2 separate regions of the Homo sapiens genome follow, and region 1 is linked to region 2. A link is a loop called in an ENCODE intact Hi-C map of the cell type or tissue named here. Cell type or tissue: CD14-positive monocyte. All regions are shown on one strand.

Region 1 (8,000 bases), 110 kb after region 2:
TCAAGCTGATTCCCCTTCCTCGAACGTGGGCCAGATTCTATGTCACACTCTTCTTCATCATCGTCTTTTTGTTTTTTTGACAGGGTCTGGTTCTGTCACCCAGGCTGGAGTGCAGTGGCGCAACCTCGGCTCAAGTCATCCTCCCACCTCAGCCTCCTGAGTAGCTGGGATGACACCTGGCTAATATTTGTATTTTGTAGAGATGGAGTTCCGCCATGTTGCCCAAACTCCTCAGCTCAAGCCGCCCGCCCTGCCACACTTCTGATGAGGAGGACGGGGTGGAGGCCCAGCTGTGCGCCTTCCTGCTCAGGGTCCCTTCCAGAGCTTCCACCTGGCTGTGGTGCCCGCTTGCTCTCACCGCGCACCCTGGGAGACGCCATAGCACAAGGATGCCCAAGCACTCCCGGGGAGGCCCAGGAGAGGCCGGCACCAGCCCACACGTCAGAAGGGCCCCTCAGCCCAACGCAACCTTCAGAGAGCGTGAGGACTGCACCCTAACGTCCCCCCACGCCACCCCCAAACCCTAACCTACAGGAACCATGAGGACAGTAAAGGTTGACTGTGCTCTAAGGCAAGGTTGGGACTCCCCTTCTGCACCCTCGCCGCCACCTGGAGCGCCTCCTGTCACACTGCACCACTGCCTCCTGGCAACCCTCGCGATAGTGATTCCTACAAGATCCGCGCTGGTCTCCCCGAGGGGAGCATGAGCTTTGCCAGTGCAGCCACAGCTCCTTCTTCTGTGCCGCTCCTGCTCCACAGCTGCACTGAGGCCTCAGCAGAACCTCAGTGCAGAACACGCAGGTGCTTATCACCATGCCACAGTAACACACTCCAACAACACAGGGTACAGCCCTACAACCCCGGTACAACAGAGCTTCATGCTTAACCTAACCGCGTATCACCACGCCATAGTAACACACTCCAACAACACAGGGTACAACCCCACAACCCTACAACCCCACAACCCTGGTACAACAGAGCTTAATGATAAACCTAACCTCAGCTAAGCAAACTCAATCAAGGATGATTTCCTGCAGAGAATATACCATAATTATTCAATTTTTCCCTTTGAGAAACACTTCCTTAAAGGTATAAATAAAGGAAGCATTTGGGGGTTTGTTTCAAAAAAAAAAAAAAAAAACAGATTTAGTCCAAATGAAAAATGGAAACTTTTCATGGACAAGCCACTAAAACTCTTCCTGGAATGTGAAAATTAGGGCAAACAAAAAAAGCTGTAATACCTCATAAATATATTAAACAATTTTTTTTTTTTTTGAGACGGAGCCTTGCTCTGTCGCCCAGGCTGGAGTGCAGTGGTGCGATCTCAGCTCACTGCAACCTCCACTTCCTAGGTTCAAGCAATTCTCGTGGCTCAGCCTCCTGAGTAGCTGGGATTACAGGCGCCCGCCACCACGCCCGGCTAAGTTTCGTAATTTTAGTAGAGATGGGGTTACCCCATGTTGGTCAGGCTGGTCTCGAACTCCCAACCTCAGGTGAGCCCCCCACCTCGGCCTCCCAAAGTGCTGGAATTGCAGTTGTGAGCCACCACGCCCGGCCAACTATTTGTTTAAAGTTAACTCCTACAGAGAGGTTTAATATAGGACCTGCTATAAAAAAAGGGCTGAATGGAACCCAGGACACGAGTGACCAGAGAGGGGACGCCCAGGATACTCGGGGACAGTCCAACCAGGAGACCCAGGAGACCAGGGTACCACAGAGAGGGGACGCCCAGGACACCAAGGGGCAGTCCAACCAGGAAACGTGGGCACCACAGAGAGGGGACACCCAGGACACTCAGGGACAGTCCAACCAGGAGACATGGGCACCACAAAGAAGGGATGCCCAGGACACCAATGGACAGTCCAACCAGGAGACATGGGCACCACAGAGAGGGGACACCTAGAACATTAGGGGACAGTTCAACCAGGAGACGTGGGCGCTGCACACAGGGGACGCTGAGGACATTCAGGGGACACTGGGAAGGCACAAGGCCACTAGCTCAGAATGTGAAAAGTAAGTATGTCACAAAACCCATCCAGTGGGGTTTCTTAATGGTTAACATTACTGATACTGACAAAGTTAAAAACCCTGAAGACAAGAGGTCTCTGACAGAGATCACAGGATTTTTCTTCGGCCTCTCTACTTTTCAGTATGAAAAGTAACAGCCATTTTCTTAAATGCACAGAATACTGACTACTTTGGAGCGCTTAAAACTCAGCTAATATGGACTGTTTACCCTCAAGTTTTCTATCCATGCTGTCTCCCTCTAGAGTTTCAAACTGTTCAACAGTGATTTACGACTTCCCTGCCCCGGTGCTGTCGGTCCCCACTTGCCACATGTAAACCACATGCTTCTGCCAAGGCCTTTTAAAGACCAACTTGACCTGCCCTCAGACTCTGCCCTATGGAGCAGCCCAGCAATCCACGCTTAAAATCAACTCTCCAAGTATGGAACCAAAGGGCAAAGTTCCCCAGCACTCCCAGGAGTGGAACAAACCCCAGCCTGGGGACTGGGGTGAGGAGACTCAGGAGAGCTAAGCAGCAAAACCATCAGCATGATTCAGCCCACGCACTAGTGGATGAGAACTGGAGCCTGCGGTCTTCAGCATCTGCAAGCACCTGTCCTGGGCCAGCATCCTTCATGCACATGGCAAGCAAACAGGAGATGAGCGGCTGCCCAGCACCAGCTCCCCAGGGCCTCTGTCCCTCGATTTATGCTCGATTTACATCAACTAAATCATCTAGAACCTTTTCATAACAAAATTCTATTGAGAACTGTACAGTAAGAACCCTGAACAATGTTTACATCCCTTTGATTTGCCTCCCGAATAAAACAGATGAAACTGATTTAACTCCCCTTCCCCTCAATGCAGGGCTTCAAGGGAATTCTTTTCCCCACTCTCATCTCATCCTGAAATCCAAGGAGAAGTAAACCTGGGCTGAAATCACTTCCAAGGTGGTATCACCTCCAAGGTGCACCATCAGAGGTGGTGAAGCCAAAACCTCACTTCAGGGAGGACACTCACAGCCCAGATGGAAAGCAAACCCCACCCCTGTGCCATCTTGTCCGACCCCCACTACGAGTGGGTGTGAGGGCTTCCGCGCTCTGTAAGCCAAACAGCAGAAGCCCCTGGACCTGACGCTCATTGTTCCTGCCACATAACCTCCGACAGCTGGGCAGACTCCAGCGAGAAGGTGCCACTGGCATCTGCAGCCACCTGTGGGCAGTGGGCTTCTCCCCTTGCTTTCTAACCCAGCCTCCTCTTTTAGAAAACACTCATCAGAGGTTAAAGTTAAATACTGATTTGAACTAGTTAATTGAACATTAAGAAATGTTTAAAAGAAGTTATTTTGAGCCAGGCATGGTGGCTCACACCTGTAATCCTAACACTTTGCTAGGCTGAGGTAGGAAGATTACTTGAGCCCAGGAGTTCAAGACCAGCCAGGGCAACACAGCAAGACCCCATCTCCATCAAAAAAAAAAATCAGCCAAGCATGGTGATTCAACCGCAGTCCCAGCTACTCAGGAGGCTAAGACAGGAGGCTCACTTGAGCCCAGGAGGTCGAGGCTGCAGTGAGCTGTGATAACTGCCACTGCACTCCAGCCCAGGCAACACAGCGAAACCCCATCTCTATTAAAAAATAAACAGAGGAAAGCGTCACCAGATACTACTATTTCTGCTTATAACATGTTTCTAAATCCACTCTTCCTTCCAGGGACACTGCCATAAATCCATTCTGGACCTTCAGGATGACCACTAGCTCTGTGCAAAGCAGCAAAGGCACTCTCCAGCCTGAGTCCCCACATGACAGAGACACCGCGGCCCAACCCTGTGACATTCATCTACATGGACCCAGTGGTATAGCGCTGACGTCCACATCGTCATCCTGTTCCCTGCATGACACTGAGAAAGAAAAGAAACTAATCTGAGGAATGTGAGCTCCTTTAAATGTTTAGGCCCAGAGCCACTGAAATGTGACAGTGGTCACGTCTCATTCCCCGCCACACCCAGAGCTAAGAACGTCTGCTCCCCCCCCCACACCCGGAGCTAAGGACGTCCCTCTCCCCCCACACCACACACACACACCGGGAGCTAAGGACTTCCCGCTCCCCACCCCGCCACACCCAGAGCTAAGGACGTCCCGCTCTCCCCCACATCCGCAGCTAAGGACGTCCTGCTCCCCGCAACACCAGGAGCTAAGGACGTCCCGCTCCCCACCCCCACACACGGAGCTAAGGACGTCCCGCTCCCCACCCCCACACACGGAGCTAAGGACGTCCCGCTCCCCCCTCCAACACCCTCCAACACCCGGAGCTAAGGACGTCCGGCTCCCCACCAAACACCCAGAGCTAAGGACGTCCCGCTCCCCCCCGCCCCCACACCGGGAGCTAAGGACGTCCCCCTTCCCCCCACACACCCGGAGCTAAGGACGTCCCGCTCACCGCCCCCCCCACACACACCAGGAGCTAAGGACGTCCCGCTCTCCCCACACCCCCCCCCAGCTAAGGACGTCCCGCTCACCGCCCCCCCCAAACACACCCGGAGCTAAGGACGTCCGGCTCACCGCCCCCCTCACACACACCTGGAGCTAAGGAAGTCCCGCTCCTCCCACACCCAGAGCTAAGTAAGCAGCCTGCTTTATGACCTCTTGACTCAGCATCACCACCAACAGCCATATTATTATTATTTAAAGAGTCTCATTCTGTCACCCAGGCTAGAGTTCAGTGGTGCCCAGAGGTGAAGCCTCCTGGGCTTCTGGGTGGGTGGGGACTTGGAGAACTTTTCTGTCCAGCTAAAGGACTGTAAACACACCAATCAGGACTCTGTCTTGCTGAAGGTTTGTAAACGCACCAATCAGCACTCTGTAAAAACGGACCAATCAGCGCTCTGCGTCTAGCTAAAGGTTTGTAAACGCACCAATCGGCACTCTGTAAAAATGCACTAATCAGCACTCTGTGTCTAGCTAAAGGTTTGTAAACGCACCACGATGTGGGCAGGGCCAAATAAGGGAATAAAAGCTGGCCCCCCTCCCCCCACCCCCAGCCAGCAGTGGCAACCTGCTTGGGTCCCCTTCCACACTGTGGAAGCTTTGTGCTTTGTTCTTCACAATAAATCTTGCTGCTGCTCACTCTTTGGGTCCACGCTACCTTTATGAGCTGTAACACTCACTGCAAAGGTCTGGGGCTTCACTCCTGAAGTCAGCGAGACCATGAACCCACCGGGAGGAACAAACAACTCCAGATGCGCCATCTTTAAGAGCTGTAACGCTCACTGCGAAGGTCTGTCGCTTCACTCCTGAAGTCAGCAAGACCACAAACCCACCAGAAGGAAGAAACTCCAGACACATCTGAACATGTGAAGGAACAAACTCCGGACACACCATCTTTAAGAATTGTAACACTCGCCGCGAGGGTCTGTGGCTTCATTCTTGAAGTCAGCGAGACCAAGAACCCACCAGAAGGAACCAACTCCGGACACAGTGCTATCATAGCTCACTACAGCCTTGACCTCCTGTGCTCAAGAAATCCTCCCACCTCAGCCTCCTGAGTAGCTGGGGCTACAGAAATGCACCACCATGCCCAGGCTTTTTTTTTTTTTTTTTTTTAAGAGATAGGGTCTTGCTATGTTGCCCAGGCTGGCCTCGAACTCCCATCCTCAAACAATCCTCCCTCCCAAAGTGCCAGGATTACAAGCATGAGCCACCACACCTGGCCAATAGCCATAAATTAACCTACCAATGTCATACACTGGACACCAGAATTCGTAACCTGCAGTTCAGTGATGTATAACCAATCAATAATCAATGTTATTTCTGTAAACCAGTACTTGACAAAGTATTTTGTAATCGTCCCCTGATTCGTCCTTTTCTCTTTAAACACTCAAGCCTCTCCTTTGTTCTCTGGAGCGCCTCCCAGTGTTTCCCAGGCTGTGGCCCTGATAGTCTCTATAATTAATTTTGCCTGGATTTTCTTTAGGTTGACGACACCAACATTAATTCTCAGAATTACAGAGTGGAATGAGCAGGAGCACTAACGGCCAGAGTGGTGTGCTTCACTAACCCTGCATGGCAACACACCAAACTAGGGCGCACGCTAAGAGACCCAGAGGGCAAGGCTGGCTCCCGCCTTTAGGACTGGGACATAATTTATCCTTTGCTGTCCTCATTTTTTTTCCAAAATTCCTTACACTAGAATTTTTAAGTTATCAAATTACTTAGGGCCAAATTATGAAATGCAGCCTATCCAGGTCTTCATTCTATTACTTGACTGTGTAACTGACGCTCCCTGGTAGGAAAAGTGCTCTGAAGAAAACGGTAACGAAGAAAACTAGGATGATCAGTTTCCATCACTGAATCCAAGGTTATTCCCTACAGTCACCGTAATTCACTCACCTAGGCCCTGGCTGGTGACCACACAGGCTGCTTCTAACACTCTGTACTCCATGTGACAAACGTGGCTGCAGGGAGCACCTGTGTTTTCGGTATGCATGTATTTGCAGATGAGAGTCCTATCTGTGAGCTGCTACGTCAAAGCTACGTCAAAGCGGCAGATGCCTAAAATGCTGCTGCGCTGAGTCTATTTTGTAGACAGAGCTGACCTCAGGCTGATTCCTTTCTAGACTTGGCTGACAGATGAGAAGTGTGGGGAGGGGGATGCCAGACTTTCGAGTGGTGAAATAGATTTCATTCAGTAACTGCAGGCGGGACGGGAAACAGCTGAGCTCCATTTCTGTTTGCACTGAGGTGAGGGAGTGTTTTAGGGGAGAACCCGGGCTAGGGGAGCTCAAGTGAAAAATTACAAAGGCTGGTCAGTGTGAGATTAAGCTCGCTGTGTCTGCTAGCTGATAATTACAGTAGTTAGGATTCTACCTTCCCAGAGAGACCAGAACAGAGGCCATCCTGTCCTTTCTGATATCTTTTCAAAGACACTCCTGAATTGCAGATTTAGAGACATCTCAAAAGGACAGAGAAGGATTCATAATTTAAGCCCTTTTAAACTCTCTTCAGAAAGGATGTCAGGGACCTATCCCCAGGTGTTGGCTAAAACAAACAGTAAATTATTCTGACAGCCCTGAGCTCTTTCAGACAACACTGAGCTGGGTTGTCCCAGAGGTGGCCTTACACCGCGAGGAGCAGTGTTAAACTTTCGTCAAGAATCAGCACAGGGCTTTGAATGGAGAGTTCATGCCAGAGTTTCTGCAGTTCTCTGGAGGAACCCCACAAGCGGATTGGTGAGGACCAACCTTGGAGACCCCACTGTAGCTACTCTAAAACATTCAGCCTTTCTAAAAACAGAATGAAACGGCATTGCACTGTACCTAAACAGTTCACATCACTAGTACATATCTCACATGAAAATAAAAAGGGTAGAAATTTATTTTAAACTAAGAATAACCTAAAAAACATGTCTACATTTTTCAAGCTATGATTAATAAATTTCATAACAATAAACTCACACATTACCTATCAATTGTTTGGTATGTAACAAAAAAACTTAGAAATTTCTAAAATTTTCATTGACCATAAAAATTAATAGTCATACACATTGTAAACAAGATAAATTAAAGAGTTTTGAAAGAGCTAATATTAAAGAAAATTGTCACCATGCAGGCAGGTGTAAAGCCTGCAAAGGTACCATTAAGTTTTTTCCAATAGCTACGACATACTGAAACTTGGTATGATCTCAGTACAAATAAAGAACATAAAACTATTTATATTCATCAGATTAATTATGTGAGCAACTAAGTACAATGAAACAAACTGAAAGAAATGCTTGGTGTATACTAAAAGCTATAATACCAGCGGGGTGAGATGGCTCACGCCTGTAATCCCAGCACTTTGGGAGACTGAGGCTGGTGAATCACCTGAGGTCAGGAGTTCCAGACCAGCCTGGCCAACATGGTGAAACCGTGTCTCTACTAAAAATATAAAAAAAATTAGCCCAGCATAGTGGTGCATGCCTGTAATCTCAGCTACTTGCGAGGCTGAGGCAGGAGAAC
Region 2 (8,000 bases):
AAGGGGTCCAGGGTTGGGCTCCAGGGTGCAGCCTGGACACCGCTTACATGTGCAGGTGTTGGCACCTGAGGTTCCACGCAGGAATTCAGGTTTGCCTGGAATAACCCCCGGCTGCCTTGTGGGAAATTAGATTAATTAAGAGAGGCCATGTGACCTGCTGCCAGTCGGCCCAAGGTGAGCTTCCAGGCCGTCTGCAGGTAGCCCTGCTCAGTGCTCCCCACGTGTTGTCCACAGTGCCTGCTGCCGGCAGGTCACCAATATGTCATTGCTGAGTGAGCAATTTGAGCACGGCACTGTCAGGTGCAGTGGGGCCTGCATCTGTCAGATCTGCAGGCTGGGGTGCGGCCAGGGTGGGGAGCTGTGGCCGCCCGCCCCAGCCTGACCTCCGCTCCACACACAGGAGGGTTTGGCCTTCCCTGCAGGCTTCCTCCTGAGCTCTGCTTTTTTTCTGCTTTGGAGTCTTCACGCTCAAGTTCGTGCTTTCCCTTACAACCAGGAGGACTCCGGAGGCCGGGCCGCAGCAAAACTTGCCTGTGGGTTTTATGAGAATTTACATAATCATCCCTGGTGTCACCCCCAGGGCGACTGCACTGATGATACAGGCTGTCTCCCTGGCTTGGCATCTAGCAGCACTTAAAGAGAGCCACGAAGTTTACAGCAGGGACTGAGCAGGCGGAGTTCTGGACTGAATCATCGTTTCCAGTTAGGAAGGGACTCGGGAGGGACCGGTCAGCAAGGCCTCAGCCTTGGCTTCTGTTTTTCTTTTGATGAAAGAAGGCAAGGCCGAGCCTCACAGAGACAGGGTGAACCTTGAACCACTCAGGGTGGCCAAAAAAAGTCTTCATGGAATCCTCCAGTGTATAAATGATCCTTTCAAAGCCTTCCCAAGGCAAGTGAGGCTGGACGGGGTTTTCTGCACCACAGTCCAAGCCTCCTCCTCCCCTGCTGCCTGGCTCTGACGGTGGCTACAAGAAGCTGCAAAGGCACCAATGGTTTGAAAGAGATTTAAAAGTAAAAAATCAGACAAACTGAGTGATTAGTTCCCAGAAGTAAGCACCTGGACGGAGAGAGGGAGCGGGAGGTAAGAGCTCCAGGGAGGCAGGAGGCCGCTGGTGGCAGCGCTCTGGGTCTCTGAGAATCTCAGGGAAACATTGGCGCTGACCCTTGTTGTGCGGAAGGCGAAGCTGCACCCCCAGGTGCATATTCCACTCTTATTCCTAGGAAGGTGGAAACCCCATCTGTGGTGGTTTAGGGCGACCGGTGCCTCGGAGTCTGATTTTCCCTTGGGTTTCAGGGCAGGGCGAGGTTCCCAGCTCCATCTGCAGCTGTAGCTTTCCTAGCCAGCCCGTCCCGAGAGCACGTCCAAGTGTCCATCCCGCCGTGGGTTCTGCCTAATTCTTGAGTAAACGGCTGCCATTTTGATGAACATCATTTGTCCTTATTGCTGTGGGGGTTTCCTGGCTTTTAGCAAATATTTACTCAATTTATCAACTGCACAATACAACATCGCCATTTATGACACTATTATTCTGCTCTCACCAGGGGTCTGGCCTTTGAAATGTAACCTCCGTGTATCCAGGGATTTCTCACTGAGCTTTAACATTTTACCCCCAGATAGTACTTGGCCCTGGAAACACGAAAGGCGGAGATTTGACTGTTATAAGGAGGAAAATAAATCTTTTTTTCAATTTAAAAGATGAATTCAAGTTAACAGACCTAGAAACGTTGGCTGAGCCTCCAAATGGAGACATGTGTACCCGCAGTCCCAGGCCATAAATAATCACGGCATCTGGCTAGCGAGCACCCAGTGCTATAAAGAATTATTGGACCATAAAAATAAGCCTTCAGTAATGTATAAAGAACCCCCACAACTCAACAACAAAAAAACAAACAGCTCGATTCAAAAATGGTCAAAGGACTTGAATAGACAATTTCTTCAGAGAAGACATACAAATGGCCAATAAACCCATGAAAAGATGCTCACTATCACAGGTCATTAGGGAAATTCAAATCAAAACCACAATGAGGTGCCACCTCACAGCCATTAGGGTAACAAGTATCAAAAATAGAAGACAGCAAGTGCTCGGGATGTGGAGAAACTGGAGGATGTGGGGACACCGGGACCCTTTACATTGCTTGAGGGGATGTAAAACAGGGCAGCCGCTGGGGAAGACAGTGTGGCGGCTCCTCAAAACCTTAAAAATAGAACTGCCATATGACCCAGCAATTTCACTTTTGGGTATTTCTCAAAAAGAACTGAGAGCAGGGACTTGGGCAGATGCCTGTGCACCCGTGTTTAGGGCAGCCTTATTCACACCCACTAAACATGGTCCAACCCAAGCGTCCGATAACGGATGAACGCATAAACAAAATGTGGTCTATCCATACGGTAAAGCATTATTCAGCCTTTAAAAAAGGAAGGGGATTCTGGCACCTGCCACAATGCGGATAAACCCTGAGGACATTATGCTCGGTGAAGTAAGCCAGACACAAAAGGCCCACGATGGTATGGCTGTGCTCAGAGACTGACGGTCATCAGATTCACAGAGACAGAAGGTAGAAGGGGGTGGGGGATGGGGAGCACTTGCTTAAAGGGACAGAATTTGTTGGGGAAAATGAAGGGGTTCTAGGGTGGACGATGGTGATGGCCACACATCATAGTGAATGCACTTAATGCCACACAACTGTGTACTTAAAAATAGTTAAAACCACTCATTTCACGTTAAAGAGCCTTCGGTGACAGTCTCAGGTGAGCTGATGTCATGAGCGGGAGACAGTGAGGGTGTGGACGTGTGGTTCATGGTGCAGCAGGGTCAGCCTTGGGGACCCAGAAAGCTGCACCGAATGTCGCCTCGGAAAAACGAAACAAAGTCAGGGCTCGCCCTCCCTTAAGTCTCCTCTTTCTGTTCGGACTTCACCTCCACCCTGCCTGTGTTCCTAACTTTGAAAGCTGTGGTGGGCGTGGGGAGTGGAGGAGCTGGGTGCCCCCCCGACCACCTGCCAGCCCCAGCTGGGAGCAGAGGCCTGAGGACGCGCACTGAGGGGCCAGGCGTGACCTTCTGCCTGTCATTTTTTCCTCTCTTCCTTTTTTTTTTTTTCGCTTTTCTTCAAGATTTTATCTTTTTGGAGCAGCTTTAAGTTCACATCAAATTACAAGAAAGGTACAGAGAGCTCCCACATACCTGACCCCCCAGAGCCTCTGCATTTCCAACAACGCCCAGCAGAGGGCGAATTTGCTACAGTTGATGAACCCACAGTAACGTCATTATCACCCAGAGCCACAGTTTTCATTAGGGCTCCGTCTCAGTGCTGTACGTGACGTTCTCATGGGATCTCTGGGGTGCCGATTTTTCCGGCCGGAAACCTCTGTGGCTGCAGCGCCTTTGCCAGAGCTCTTGTCCTGCGTCTAGGAAGAATGAGGTACGCAGACAAGTGAAGCGTGAAGAAGAAAAGTTGTATTTAGTGTCAGAACAGCTCAGAGGAGTGGGTGGCTCCTCTCGTAGGCAGGTCGTCTCTCGAGTGTTCAGCTTTCAGCAGAGAGGAGGCCCCAGAGAGGGAAGCTGCTCTCTGCAGGCAGGTCATTCAGATGTCTCTGCAGGTCTCTGAAGCTCTCAGCAGAGAGGGTAGCTCCTCTCTGTGGACAGGTTGTCTTGCCTTCTGCTGTTCTCAGTGGAGAGGGTACTCCTCTCTGCAGCTGGTCATCCCATCCGGTCGTCTCTCTGCCCTCTGTCCTCTTCATCCTGTGACCCTTCTCTGCCCTGCTCTGGCTGAGCCCAGAGCTTGTATGGACCTCTGAGGGGAGGAAGTGCATGCCGATTGGTCCATAAGTGGTCATGGGTGGGCCCAGAAGAGGCATCAAGAGTCCCCACTCCTGTCTGCAGCACTGGCAGCCCAGCCCCCAGCCTTCAGGCCCTCGCTGGCCTGAAGGTAGGGCCTTCCTGGGGACCTGCCCCTTCTACCCAGAAATCAATCTGCCTCCCACGGCCCTTCATGGCCCCTGGGCTTGGCCCCAGCCCCAGCTCTGAGATCGGAGCAGGCGCTAGGAGTGGAGAGAGGCCAGGCAGCAGAAGACACCCCCGAGCCTGCAGGGATGTGGTAGGGGGGGTCCTTCCTGGGGCCCCTGAGGGTGTAGGCTGCAGAAACACCCAGGTCCTGTACCCGGGAGGGCGGCCACAGCTGCACCTGGGAGCTCCCACCAACTCGGAAGGGGCAGGGCTCCTACTTGTCCCTAGCTCCTGCCCGCTTTTTGGAATAGGAGGCCCAGGTTTGCAGCCGTGGGTGCCGCAGCTGCAGCTGTACCCGGGAAGGCAGATCTTGCCTGTTCCCAGCTCCCTCAAGTGCACAGGGAGGCTCATATCCACAGCTGCAGTTTGGGCAGCTTCGTAGAGCAGGAGGCCTGGGTCTGCAGCTGTGGTTTGGGCAGGTGCAGCAGCACGGGGAGCACGGACAGCTCCCTTCCGAACTCAGAAGGGGCGGGGCACCCACTGGCTCCATGGAGTGTGAGGCCCCAGCCACGCTTCCCTGCTGCAGGCGGATGATGGCAGCAGCCACTGCTGTCAATGTAGGTTTGGCTACATGTGTAATGACACACATCCTCCATTATAGTATCATAGAGTTGTTCCACCGTCCCAAAAATATCCTGTGCTCCACCCATGCACCTCCCCTCCGTGCTCCACCCACGCACCTCCCCTCCGTGCTCCACCCACGCACCTCCCCTCCGTGCTCCACCCACGCACCTCCCCTCCGTGCTCCACCCACGCACCTCCCCTCCGTGCTCCACCCACGCACCTCCCCTCTTTGCCCCTCCTGTCTTCCTTCCCAGCTATGTAAACCCCTGACTTTAGCCGGGAAGGCGGGACGGATTTGAGTTTTGACTCCTGTCTCTCCAGCTGACACCGCCTGTAATAGAATAAAGCCTTCTTCCCCGGCAACTCTCTTTGTCTCAGAGACTGGGGGCTTTTTGTGCAGTGGGCAGCATGACCTGGACAGAACCCCTGGTGTTCGGGAACAACTTGTTGGAATTGTTGTTGGTATTGCATTAAATCTATGGATGAATTTGTGAGAAATTGACCTCTGATGATAGTGAGTCTTCCTGACCATGAATATGGAATATCTCTCCTTTCATTTAGTCCTTCTTTGACTTATTTCATCAGAGTTTTGTAGTTTTCCTCATATAGCTCTTGTACATACTTTGTTAGATTTATACCTCAGTATTTCATTTTCAGTAAATGGTATTATGTTTTTATTTTCAAATTCCACTCGCTCATTTGTAGTACATAGGAAAGCGACTGACTTTTACATATTAGCCTTGTTTCCTGCGACCTTGCTATAATTGCTTATTAGTTCCAGATCTGCCTTTCTTTCAGAGTCTATGTCTATCATGGCTCTGGGGTGTATTCTTAGCCCAACTTTACAACAAGCATCCTCAGTTTCTGCCTTGGTTCTTCTGACTATGGATGAGTATCATAAGAAATGAGATATTCACAGCTGGGCAGCCTCTTCTGTTTTAAAAATGTCCAACAGAGCTAAGAAGTCTACTAAGTTAACATGATTCCAAACAAAAGGCCAAAGAGGTCCTCATCCCACCCCCCAGGAAACTTAAAAATAAATTCACGGGAGGCTGAGGCAGGAGAATCGCTTGAACCCGGGAGGTGGAGGTTGCAGTGAGCCAAGATCGCACCACTGCACTCCAGCCTGGGCGACAGAGCAAGATTCCATCAAAAAAATTAAAGAAAGAGAAACCTGGGTGCCGCAGAGCCCCGAGGCCGGGCGGCCTTGCCTGCCTGGAACCCCCTTGGCGGCCCCGCGGGCTCCTCCCCACCCGCCTGGCCTCCCCCATCTCTGCGTTCGGGGCCTCCCCGGCTGCCCCAAGGCGCGTCCGTCCCCAGCAGGCAGCGCGTTTGCCTTCCCGTCCCTCCCACCACCCCCCCATTCCTGGCTACCTCGCCCCCCTCAAGTTGGGGCCGCCTTGGGGTCTTCGTTACTCCCGGGACGTCTCAGGCCGTTTCAGCCTCCGTTTATGGATGTTACCTTGCTCTGGAATGTTCTCCCCAGGGAACGCCCTCTCGCAGGGCCTCGGCGGCACACCCTCTGGAACCTTCCAGAATCCTCCGGAAGAGTCAGCAGAGCTGACTGCGCGGAGCGAGTGGCTGAAAGGAGGGCGGGGAGGCGGCCGCTCTCTATCTAAGAAGTGGCGGGTCTGGAGGGTGCGCGAGGGCAGGGCCGGGTGCCCAGGCCCCACCCACGGGCCCTGCGCGCCTGGACATTCTGTCAATGCCGGGAACGCGGAGGGCGGGCGCTGGCATCGGCCCTGGGAGGACAGGCGCTCCCGGAGCTCCAGACGCCAGGCCAGACCGCCGGGGACAGCGCGGGGTGCAAGGATGGGGGGCACAGAGAGGCGGGTGGGGGGCCTGGGCGAGGGTGGGGGGCGCGGAGAGGCCGGTGGGGGGCCTGGGCGAGGGTGGGGGGCGCGGAGAGGCGGGTGGGGGCCTGGGCGAGGGTGGGGGGCGCGGAGAGGCGGGGGGGGGGCCTGGGCGAGGGTGGGGGGCACGGATAGGCCGGTGGGGGGCCTGGGCGAGGGACCGCGCCTGCCCTGAGACTGAGCCGGGCCTGAGCGAGGGTTCCGCCGGGCGCCTGCAGTCGGGCAGCCTCGTGGCGCCCCAGCCACGGCCTCTGCACAGCACACATCTCCATCTGAGATGCAGAAACGCTAACCGGGTCCCTGCCACACGTCAAACGTCGGCGCGGGAAGCCACGGGCCTCCTCAGGCCGGAAAGGAACAGCCCGCCCCCTACTGTGCAGAGCGAGGCTCCGCGGCCTGAGGAAGGGAGACCTGCCTGGGCGCTGAGCTCACAGGCTTCTAGGCACCTTCGGAGGCCGCTGAAGAGCGGGGGTGGCGCGAGCTGGCGGTCACCGGGAAGCCCCGGTTACCATGGCAAGGCGATGGGTGCGCGGTTACCCGGCGTGCAGCCTCGCGAGGACACCTGGGCCACGGACGCGCCGCGCCCTCGGGGAGCCGGCTCCGGAGGCCTCTCTCTTCCTCCTCCTCCTACCCCTAATGACCATGGATTACTTTTGAAATGGAAAAACGGTAAACCTTTTCTAACATAAGTCACACTTATAAAGAAAGCATCTGCTAAAGAGGACGTGTTATGTCATGAAATGGGGGGCTCTCATCACGGCGGGGGTCAGGGAAGGTCCGCTAGGGCTTTAGCAGAAGAGATTAACCTGCTGACTACCAGGCGCCTTCCAATACTAATATTCTGAGATTTTAATATATTTTATATTACCATAAAGATCTTGAGTGCTTTAGAAATAATACTAGGTAGCTGAGCACAGTGGCTCACCCCTGTAATCCCACGGCTTTGGGAGGCCGAGGTGGGAGGCCCGAGGCCAGGAGGTTGAGACCAGCCTGGACAACATAACATCCCATCTCTACAGAAACCCACCATTTCATTAAAACATTAGCGGGGCATGGTGGCAGTGTTCGTGGTCTGGGAGGCTAAGCTGGGAGGATCACTTGAGCCCAGGAGTTTGTGGCTGCAGTGCACCATGGTCTCACCACTGCACTCAAGCCTGGGCAACAGAGCAAAACTCAATCCTACTGCGTAAAGTAGAAATACCATTTCTGGGCCGGGCGTGGTGGCTCACGCCTGTAATCCCAGCACTTTGGGAGGCCGAGGCGGCCGGATCACGAGGTCAGGAGATCGAGACCTTCCTGGTTAACAAGGTGAAACCCCGTCTCTACTAAAAAAACCACAAAAAATTAGCTGGGCGTGGTGGCAGGTGCCTGTAGTCCCAGCTACTCCGGAGGCTGAGGCAGGAGAATGGTGTGAACCCCGGGGGGTGGCACTTGCAGTGAGCCGAGATTGCACCACTGCACTCTGGCCTGGGCGAAAGAGCGAGACTCTGTCTCAAAAAAAAAAAAAAAAAAAAAAGGAAATACCATTTCTGGGTCATAAAAAAATATTTCAGACATCATTATTCCGGATATGTTAACT

What was found. Peaks named below come from ENCODE experiments on the same cell type or tissue, not always from the same donor. Only the 100,000 strongest peaks of a DNase experiment are listed, where the experiment ranks them.
Region 1: it touches region 2 in a loop (2.5-fold over the local background); 7 of 110 quality-filtered maps call a loop at or near these places.

Annotation. Positions count from the first base shown.
Region 1 is chr7:158,860,160-158,868,159 of GRCh38, reverse strand. All of the region lies in intron 1 of DYNC2I1 (dynein 2 intermediate chain 1), which reads right to left. Among named protein-coding and RNA genes, the nearest start is that of DYNC2I1, 7.6 kb to the right of the region's middle. RefSeq lists an enhancer at 6,101-6,600. In CD14-positive monocyte, no CTCF peak of the experiment used is centred here; no DNase peak of the experiment used is centred here; H3K4me3 peaks cover 1,556 bases; H3K27ac peaks cover 864 bases.
Region 2 is chr7:158,972,460-158,980,459 of GRCh38, reverse strand. LOC124901795 (a long non-coding RNA gene) reads right to left here and starts at 6,159. Exons shown (of 2, transcript XR_007060626.1): 1 at 5,943-6,159; 2 at 1-3,792. RefSeq lists enhancers at 3,637-3,686, 3,697-3,816, 3,758-4,498. In CD14-positive monocyte, CTCF peaks have their summits at 3,010 and 3,214 (motif pointing right); a DNase peak (open chromatin) is centred at 3,239; H3K4me3 peaks cover 1,015 bases; H3K27ac peaks cover 828 bases.